Linked DNA regions of Homo sapiens: region 2 is linked to region 1. A link is a loop called in an ENCODE intact Hi-C map of the cell type or tissue named here. Cell type or tissue: K562. All regions are shown on one strand.

Evidence for each region. Peaks named below come from ENCODE experiments on the same cell type or tissue, not always from the same donor. Only the 100,000 strongest peaks of a DNase experiment are listed, where the experiment ranks them.
Region 2: a loop joins it to region 1, with 2.8 times the contacts of the local background. A loop is called at or near these places in 27 of 110 quality-filtered maps.

The regions. Positions count from the first base shown.
Region 1 is chr6:97,057,713-97,062,712 of GRCh38, forward strand. All of the region lies in intron 4 of KLHL32 (kelch like family member 32), which reads left to right. Among named protein-coding and RNA genes, the nearest start is that of KLHL32, 140 kb to the left of the region's middle. In K562, a CTCF peak has its summit at 1,934 (motif pointing left); a DNase peak (open chromatin) is centred at 1,959.
Region 2 is chr6:96,540,608-96,545,607 of GRCh38, forward strand. It overlaps UFL1 (UFM1 specific ligase 1), which reads left to right. Exons shown (of 19, transcript NM_015323.5): 11 at 1-48; 12 at 2,287-2,409. Among named protein-coding and RNA genes, the nearest start is that of FHL5, 20 kb to the right of the region's middle. In K562, a CTCF peak has its summit at 2,293 (motif pointing right); no DNase peak of the experiment used is centred here.

The DNA.
Region 1 (5,000 bases):
TGTATTTTGTGGAGCAGAAGTTTTTAATTTTAAAAAAGTCCAAGTTGTCAATTATGTCTTTCATGGACCATGTTTTTGGTGCTGTATCTAAAGAGTCATTGTCATACCCAAAGTTATCTAGATCTTCTCCTATGTTACCTTGTAAGAGTTTTCTAGTTTTGCATTTTACATCTACATCTGTAATCCGTTTTGAGTTTATTTTTGTGAAGGATTTGAGAGCTGTGTCCAGGTTCAATTTTTGTATGTGAGTGTCCAATTAATCTAGCCCCATTCTTGAAAAGACTATCTTTTATCCATTATTATTATATTATCTATAATATTATCTATGCTCTTTCATTGACCATATTTATGTGAGTCTGTTTCTGAGCTCTCTGTTCTGTTCCATTGATCTGTTTCTCTCTTCTTTTGCCAATGTCACACTGTCTTGATAACTGTAGTTTTTTTTAGTCTTGAAGCGGGTATTGTCAGTCCTCCAACTTTGTTCTCCTTCAACATCGTGTTGGCTATTTTGGGTCTTTTGCTTCTTCATATAAGCTTTAGAATCTGTTTGTTAATACACAAAAAATAACTGTGGGATTTTGAATAAGATTACATTGAATCTATAAATTGAGTTGGGAAGAACTGACATCTTGACAATATGGAGTCCTTTTTATCCACAGACATGGGCCATCTTTCCATTTATTTAGTTTTTCTTTGATTTCTCTCATCAGAGTTTTGTAGTTTTCCTCATATATATATGTGCTAAGTCCCATGGCTAATGCCCTGATTGCCTACCAATATTCATTTCCTCTTTTTTCTTTATATAGAACTCTAATTTGATTTGGGACTATGGTGCATCTAGCCATAAAAATTTAATTTCCCAGGCTCTTTTACAGCTATGTGTAGCCACCCAGCCAATGAGATGTAAATGGAAGTCTCTGTAACAGTGTTTGTAAGAAATCTATTGTTTTTCTGATAAACAATGCCAGACTCAGCTGGCAAATGTTTTTTGTTCTTTGACCTCTCCTTTCTTTCTGCTTTGAATGTAGACATAATGCCTGGTGGTATGGCAGCCAATTTGAGACCATGAAACCACAGCCTGAGATTTGCCAAGCAGGAAAATACAAGGAGGCTGGTTGCCACTCTAAGTGGCCTAATCCAAATGTTATTGGAAAAGTAACCCTTATATTTGTTTAAGCTGCTTTGTTACATATAGACACACACAATTGTAATGATACACAAGCATTCTTTTGGTCCTTAAAACAGTTTTTGAGGTAGACATCATTATTTTCACTGTACAAATAAGAACACTGAGGCACCTGGAGTTGAGCTGTTCTCCCAAGTTGATTCTGTCAGCAAGTGTAGGAGCCAGGATTTGAAAGCAGACAGCGTGACCTAGAACACATGGGCTTATTAGTTCACCAGATGTCTGTGGAGACCCAGGATGAGGTAGGGGTGGGGAGAGATCTTGCCAAGCTTTGTATAAGGAGTGGATTTAGAGTTGGATCTTGAAATGAGTAGGATTTTGACATATGGAAATTAAAGGAATGAGGAGGACATTGAAGATGGAGAACAAGGTATTGCCTGAGTGTGGAGACTAGTAGATTACTGGCTTTAGCAAAGGGACCAGAAGGTCATAAAACTGGAGAAAAGTTTTTAACAGCAGGTTGGGGCTACATGGTGAGGTTTTCCAAATACAAGCCTCAAAAGTTTGAATTCTCTGATTCATAGAGAACTACTGAATTCTAGCCAGTATTGCTCAGATGGAGCACTTCAACAGGCATATTTATGAACATTTCCCAATATGATCACAACATTTAGAAACTGGAATTCATGTGTTTTATTATCCTTACCTGAACTATGTTTTTCTTTCTTAAAAATAAACTTCAGATGTCAGATATAGATGTGCAGTGCATGAGTCAATTTAGAAAATTCTTTTCCTTTAAATGGCTGCCACCTTGTGGATAAAAAGTCCTTAGTGCAGTGGTTTTGAAACTAAAACTAGATTGGTAGAAATTTCTCATAGCTAGATAGATCTTGTGTTTCATGTTCCATCTGTGAGAATTCTGTCATAAATAACTTTATGCAAAACATTTTATGTGTGTTGAATATATGATCATTTAACAGCTATTTATGCTGTTGTATCCAGTTCATTTGATGATTATAAATTCAAGATTCTGATAATTTGCCATTCTGTAATACTATACAGGAAAAAAAAAATACCAAAGAAACAAACTATAAAGAAGGGAGGAAATGTAATCATTTATTCTCATAAATGGTATTAGACCACTCTAATTTGCAGTTGTACAAGCGCTTGTTTTGCTTGCAAAAGCGTGTTGTTCATGTGCACACATGGTATGTGTGTTTACTAAAGACCTTAGTTGTCTGATTTTAACATGCTCAAATCCTTCAGTCCACTGTACACATAGACCAAGAAGCAGGTAATTAAAAAATCTCCTTATGCAAGAAATGAAGAAGATAGCTTTGAAGATCTGAAGATACAAAATTTTCTGAAGATGCCAACTCACTTGATCACAGGCAGGAGAAAAAAAAAGGTCACACTGAGACTTACCATGGCTGTTAAAGACAGTCCCTACCAGCCACCAATCCAAGAGGCTAGGTATAAGGGAGAGGGAAAATAAAGAGAAAAAGAAGACAGAATTGAGAGAGTGGACATCTGATGATCCAGGAGGATGAGCTGAAGAAGGAGGGGCAGGGATGCCCTGGGGACTGTGGGGTGTCCCTACTCCCACCGCTCAGTCCCAGCTCCACCCTCCCAGAGCCCCCATGTGAGGTGTGGGCACTGACTGAGGTGGCCCACGTCATCATGCTCTATACAGAATCTCACCTCAGGTCCCATTCTCCTCCTCTTTCACCGGATTCTGGCCCCATATTCTGCCTGGAGACCAGGAGTCCCAGTCTTATTGCAGTTTAGAGGGTCTTCATTGGAGATCATGCAAATTCTCCTGTCTGCTACCAACCCTGCTTGGATTGGTGACCAGAGGACATGTTGGCACACAGTATTCAAGAGTGCCTCCTACCAGGAGGGTGATTGGGCCACCTCATGACTGAATTCTGACATAATTTCTCCTACCAGGTACCCATCCCCTTCTCCTGCACTTGTGGGTTTTACACTATTACTTTGTCACACCATTCTGTGTCACCCTAAATACAGCCACTGGTCGGTTCTTATCCCCACCAAAATGAGTGTAGAGTTTCAGCATTTGGAATGGGAATCAGTCGTGGCCCTCTCCTTATTCATATGACCTTGCCTGCTACAAATTGCAGGAGATGTTCCTGGGCCAGACCCAAGTAATGAGATGTGATCATCTCATTACTTGGTGAGGTGAGACTAGAGGTGACCTCTCTGCTAGCACTGTCCAACATCCCTCATTCGAGAACAGCCCCTTGTGTTCCACCACCTGGAGGTCAGGCGGGGAAAGAATCCTCTATACAGGTGGTTCTGTGAACAAGAAACATTCATGCCCCCACCTAAGTTTGCTCCTGGTTGCATCAAAACCTGTTTGCAAATCTGGAGAAGCCCCAGCTCTACAGGTGAGCTCCACCCAAGCAGGTGAGCGTCACTGGGGGTAGAGGCAATGCCCAACCTAGTTTGGCTTCTTTTAGGGTTTCCTTTCCCCCCACTTCCCCCAGCCCGCCCCATCCCGCCCCTGGATTCTGGACCACTTGGCTTTATGTATCTAGCATTTTCTTGATCTCTTGTTATTAAGACATTTTGTCTTGTCCACTGTTTATGCCTCTAGCTGTGATATGCTCCTCCAGACTGATGAGTGACTGGATGTGTCAGGCCACTCACATTAGCTCCTATTCCCACCCTGTGTGCTTTCAGATCTTGGGGAACATCTCTTCCTTCCTGCAGGTGGTCCTTGAGTCACCCTTCTTCCTATCTGTCCTGGTTTGAGTGTCAGACTACATGTTGATGGGTATGTTTCTGAAATACCTAAATATAATGCTTGGCAGAAGTTAAATGCAGCTGTCTTAGTTGTTCTCCATAAACCTGTGTGTTTGAGATCCCTTTTTTTCTGCAGAGGTTGTTCTTTTGGCCAGTCCTTCGAGGCAGGTGACAGATAAATTCACCACACTGTAAATCATGAGGAGACTTGACCTTTGATTTCATTGCTGGCCAAACACAAATTCCCTGGAAAAATATATTCGAACAGTCAGTCACCAAAGAGCAACAAAGCTGAATCAAAAGCCTCTGGTACAGTGAGGTTTGCAAACACTGGTTCTGTTTCCATAAGTGAGAACAGCTGTCCTGGTAGGGTTTCTTTCTCCAACCCTTTAAGAGCACTTAGAGATTTTCTGTGCTAAAGCATATTTTAGAAAAACTTATGTTATAATGAGTGGAAGGAAAAAACTACAAAACAAAAAATAAAAAAAGACAAAAACAATCGCCGTATGGGTTTTTCATGTGCAGGCTTCTGGAAGTCAGCCTGCTGGACATGTAACACATGCTATGGAATATTCATCTTGTCTCTCTGTGATCACTGTCTTTGTGTTTGCTATTAGTGAGCCTTGGAGGTTATCATAAATACCAGTTGTGTGAAATGAGCGCAACTGACAGGATTTAAAGGCTAAACCAACCTTTCTAATCCATCTATTCCCCATTCTCCTCCTTAGGCCATGCCTCTTCTGCAAGACTATACAACATCCTTGCTCCTCTGATGGGAGCTGCACTAATTTCGTGAATGTCAGTCAAAGCCTCCTTCCTTGAGGAGTTGGCGAAAGACGGGTTTCTCTTTCTGACTAGATGGAAAAGGAGATATAAAGATTTTTCAGAATAAGATGAGTGTTGGTATTTTTGCCACATGTGCTTAACTTTTTCACTTCTTTACTTTGCCACTTAGAAATATAGAGTCCTTTTTTCTTTCTTATAAAATTAGTTAAAATTGATTCTGAATAAAAAACATGTGTAGAGATCAATTAATTCATTAGCATTTTAATTAAGTAACTTCATGAATATTGAGCAACAGCTATGTGTGCTGAACATTGTTCTAAGT
Region 2 (5,000 bases), 520 kb before region 1:
GTACAAGTAAAAAGGATAAAAAAGATGAGCGAAGAAGGAAAGCAACAGGTAATAAATTGTTAACAAGGAATATTCAAAGTTTTGTATTTGTTGCAGTGAACTTTGCATTTATCACATTTATTATGCCCTTTGAAAGGCCCTTTGTTTTATTGATTTACCTTTAAACAGCTAATATCAACCAAATATTTTGCTAATGTGTTAAGTTTTATATAATAAAATGGAAATATTGGTGATTATGTTTTCTGTTTTCTTTTGTGAAAACTTTATTTTATCATCATGCTCATCTCTTGTTTTTCCCCATCCTCTGTCTATGTTCCAGCCCAGTAGCCCTTTTTTGTTTTGTTTTGTTTTGTTTTGATTCCTAAACTTGCCAGGGTCATATTCACCTCAAAGCTTTTACACCAACTGTTCCTTTTACCTGGAATGCCCTCTCCCAGACTGTAAGTAACTGGTGTATTCTTTTCATTCAGAGCTCGACTTTAAATGCCACTTCCTTAGAGAGGCCTCCTAACCCTTCGGAATAGTAGCCACAGTCACTCTCTGCCACCTCATTTTGTCAGTTTATTTGCATCACTTTATCACCATGATGTGTTTTATTGTTTGGGAACTGTGTTGATCTCATTTATTGTTGTACTCTTGCTACATACCCAAAGCACCACTTGATATATTTTAGGTGTCCTATAAACATACTAATTAAATGAAAAAATTTCTGAAGGACATATTTTTACATTTCTTTTTCTAATCTAAAGTCACTAGAAATTATTCTAGGTATCACTGATATGCTTGTAATTTGCAATGGAAAAGTAACATGTATTTCCATAGTTTTTATAGTAGGAACAGTGCTGTTAGTGCTTTATCGGAACTGAAGAAATTCAATATTCAACATTTTTCATTAATAAATACACTTCTAATTCTTTGAGATAGTTTATTTCCTCTTCCAGAATCTTTTTCTTAAAACTTTTCAATGGCATTATGAAATTTCTCTATTCTTCCAGGAAAATTAATAAATTACTTAAATCACAGTAATATTCATAGCTATGGATATTTTATCATATATTTGAAGATATAGTTATAAATTTGCCTTACTCAATTGATGACTTATGTCAGTATAACTAGTCTATTTAATATTTTATTTCTTATTAAAAGTTAAGGGTCATTTGGTGTTTTATTTTCAGTGATAATGCTATTGTATTATAATTGTTTAATTACAGTGTGTGGAATCATGTCAATCATGAATGTTCCCCCCCATAGGAAACTTATTGTCAAATATAAAAAGCATGTTCACTTTAGACTTATATTTTTGAAAATAGAATTTTTTTATTATAAAAGAAAGGGAAAAATAATAGAAGTTTAAATCTAGGATGTGATGAAATCTAAGGCAAATCTATTTAGAATTTAGAAAAAGATCTTTAGTAATCACTTTATTTTATTAAAAAGACTAATCTTTTACTTATTTTGAAGTAATATAATATAGTTGTAATATGTTCAATGGTTTAAACCCGTTATCAGTATTCCATTTTGTAGAGTAGATATTTTACATGTCAATATCAAAGAGCAGGGAAATGCTGAAGTAGTATTTTTTATTTTTATTTACAGTGTTTGCATTTGTTTCATAATTTGTTTTTTTAAGTCTATAGTCAATAGGTAATAATACTTTTATACTTAACCAATTAATATTCATGGTCAACATTTATGAAGCACGTGTTATGTTTCACGCATTTCTGTAAAGAATATATACATTAATGACACAATGATCCTTGCTCTTCAGAAGTTTATAATCTGTTTGAGTAGCAGATGAGTCAGGATATCTCCTCTAAAAACAGGTAATAATCTTTCAACAAAGAAGGCAAAATAAGAATAATTAAATTTGTGAAGTCTTATAATAGAAGGTTATTGATGAGGCTGTGGTAACACAGATGAGCAAAGGAGGACACATTTCTTTTGGGGAAGGTAGAAGAGGAGGTGAAGGAATGGATTTTTGTTAAGAAAATATTGAGAGTTACAGGAAAGAGGTGACGTTAGAGAAGGAGAAAGAGAATGCATTTAGAGCAGTCAGGCTATCTAAGGTAGATTGCTCAAAAGATTTCATATTTTATTATTAATTTTTTATGTATTGGATTTACTAAACTTTTAATAGGGAACTCCAAATTTAAAAAGAGTCTAAAAGTTTCTTTATTTTGCCTTTATTTTTTCTGCTGTAAAGTTAAATACAACAATATAGTGTCATTATTTTATAAAAATGATGATTTAGTTAGGTAATGCTAACTAATGTCATTTTCCCACCAGAGGGCAGTGGAAGCATGAGAGGAGGAGGTGGGGGCAATGCCAGAGAGTACAAAATTAAAAAAGTCAAGAAGAAAGGAAGAAAAGATGATGATAGTGATGATGAATCTCAATCATCCCACACTGGTAGGTAGCTTTTCTTTACTTTTCCTTGGTGTATGTGTGATATTTGTAACATATTTTCTTAAGATGTATATAATTAGGTATATATGCTAATACAGGAAGTCCTTATTTTGCAGTGTTTCAGTGACACAAATTTCAGTTACCACACTTTAGTTAAATGTTATCAGTCCAGTAACAACACTGTTTATCTTAAATATTAGATACAAAGATACTTCGGTATATTAACTGAGTATAGTATAAAGTAGCTCTTCAGTCCACAAATCAGTACATAAATAACAGATGCATATCATGATCTGTGACAATCACACCACTTATTGTATAGTTTGTCAATGATTGGTCACTGCACATTGGTTATTCCTTATGCACAAACAACAAAGCATGTAGCTGTATTGCCTAATTGTCTCCCAGTGATAAACGCTATGATATTTTACAGAAATGGATAATCAAAAAGAGAATTGGCCAACAAAGATAAAAGCGTAGCAAAGAAATGAAAAGTGATAACACTGAAAATAAAATTGGAATCAAGCATAAATGGAGTTATAGAGGGAATGGCTGACTGTGGGAATGTTGACACTGCCATTGCTCAAGAAAATGAGGAAAGTGGTTATGACAAAAAGGATGAAAACATCTTAGAGGATGTAAAGTGGGGAAAAACTTCACAATTCTTGGAGATATTCCAAGACATTGAAAAGGCAAGGGATAAAACATTGGAAGCTGATTCAGAGTTAGAAAGTGGTATGACAATTTATAAGGCATAGGAAAGGTACTTGGTCCATACTGCAAGTTAATTGATAATAAGAAGAAAGCAAGCACTGTTCAGACTATTCCTGATAAGTATTTTACACAGAAATAAAACACTTTCATTCTCCATGTTCTAATGTGTTAAAAATACAGCATATTAAATTATAAACATTAGTTTTATTTTTCATTTTCCTATACATTTATAACCAACAGTAAAAGCTTTTAATGTTTACCAAAAATTTTTAAAGGCCACAGAACAATTGTAATTTTTCCTATTGATTATTAAGAAAGCTTTGCATGGTTTCACCTTACCATGATCATTTTTATGGTCTTCCACTGCCATGCAAAACAAGTATTAGGATATTTTTGAAAAGTAGACTTGCAAATTTAAATAGGAAACATTAATTTTATGTACATTTTACTTTCATAGTAACACCTAACTGGTTGGTTGCTTATATCTAAGAGAGAGCATTAATTATATGCATCTTTCTTTTCCTAGACTTGCTAGTGCTTGGCCAAGAAAGTCTACAAGAGACATCTTTTGTTTTTCTAATTAAAATTATGATATTTTTAATTTTTCTGTTTAAAAAAGGTAAACTTAATGAAACCATGATACTGCCCTCTTCCTTATCCCCAGCAAAATGAAAATTAAAAAAAAAAACTTTAAATGATAATAGATTGAGATTTATATTTTTCCTCTTTCACAGAATTCATTACATACGGGCTATAGCTGGAAGATGTAGATATCAAGTGATGTGCCTGCAGCTATTAATGTTCTACTTGCTATTTGTAATAGCACAGTTGTTTAAGATTTGTCTTTAAAGTATTCTGAGATAGGTAGAAATAACTACTGTTCTTCATGTATGTAAAACAACGTTAATTAAAGGAAAAGTATCTTTATAGGAACTACTAGCTTTATCCTTATTTCAAATAGGATTAAGACTATCCATTGTGAATTTTAATTTTTCACTGGTAAATGGATTTTCCTGTTGCCCAGGTGTACTAGGCATGTGGGTGAAGAGGCATTACAAGAAAACACTTCTCTAATATCTGTAATCTTAAATAATGGTTAAATGAGGCATGTGATATTCCTTTTGTGAATAGATTATTATTGAAAGGAGCTATAAAAGTAGTAAAACCATTCTACCTTTAAAAATATAATTTCAATGCTTTTGAAAAAAAATTTATGTTGTAATCTCTGAAATAGAGGATGAAATTGGGTTCTCAGCTAAAATATAGGATCAACTCAGTATGAAAGATTACTAGAAGAAAATATAATTTAATAACTTTGAAAATGCATAAAGGAAGTAAACAGGGAAATCATAGATCATTTAATGTGAACATTAGGAATGGACAGCAGATCCCAGAAGATAATAGTACTGTCTGTCTACTCTAAAGCTAGCATGTCAACTCCTTAGATTTTTATTTATAGTGAAAATTGATTTTTGAGCCATTTTATTTTTATTTGTAAAGTTTTTGCTTATAGAATCAATAACTTAATTAAGCTAGAAATAATCACTTTTATACCTTTACAATTTCTAATGGAAATATTGTTAGCTTTTTTTGTCTACAACCCATGCTTTCCTAAGTAAATGGGTAGGCATGACATTTGCACAGTTAGCTATTATTTTCATTACAGTAGCTGCATACAAACTTTCCTGACTATAGACTTATTTTTGTGAGAGCAAAAATAAATTATAGAATTCTGAGATTTTTTTTTAATCTATGCCTTTTCCAAAAGATACATTTTAGCTTAAACAATTATTTGAATTGTGATTCACATGATTATAAAGACTTTCCAAAGATCTTATTTAGATTATAAGGATTATTTAATTTCTAATAAATTTATATTT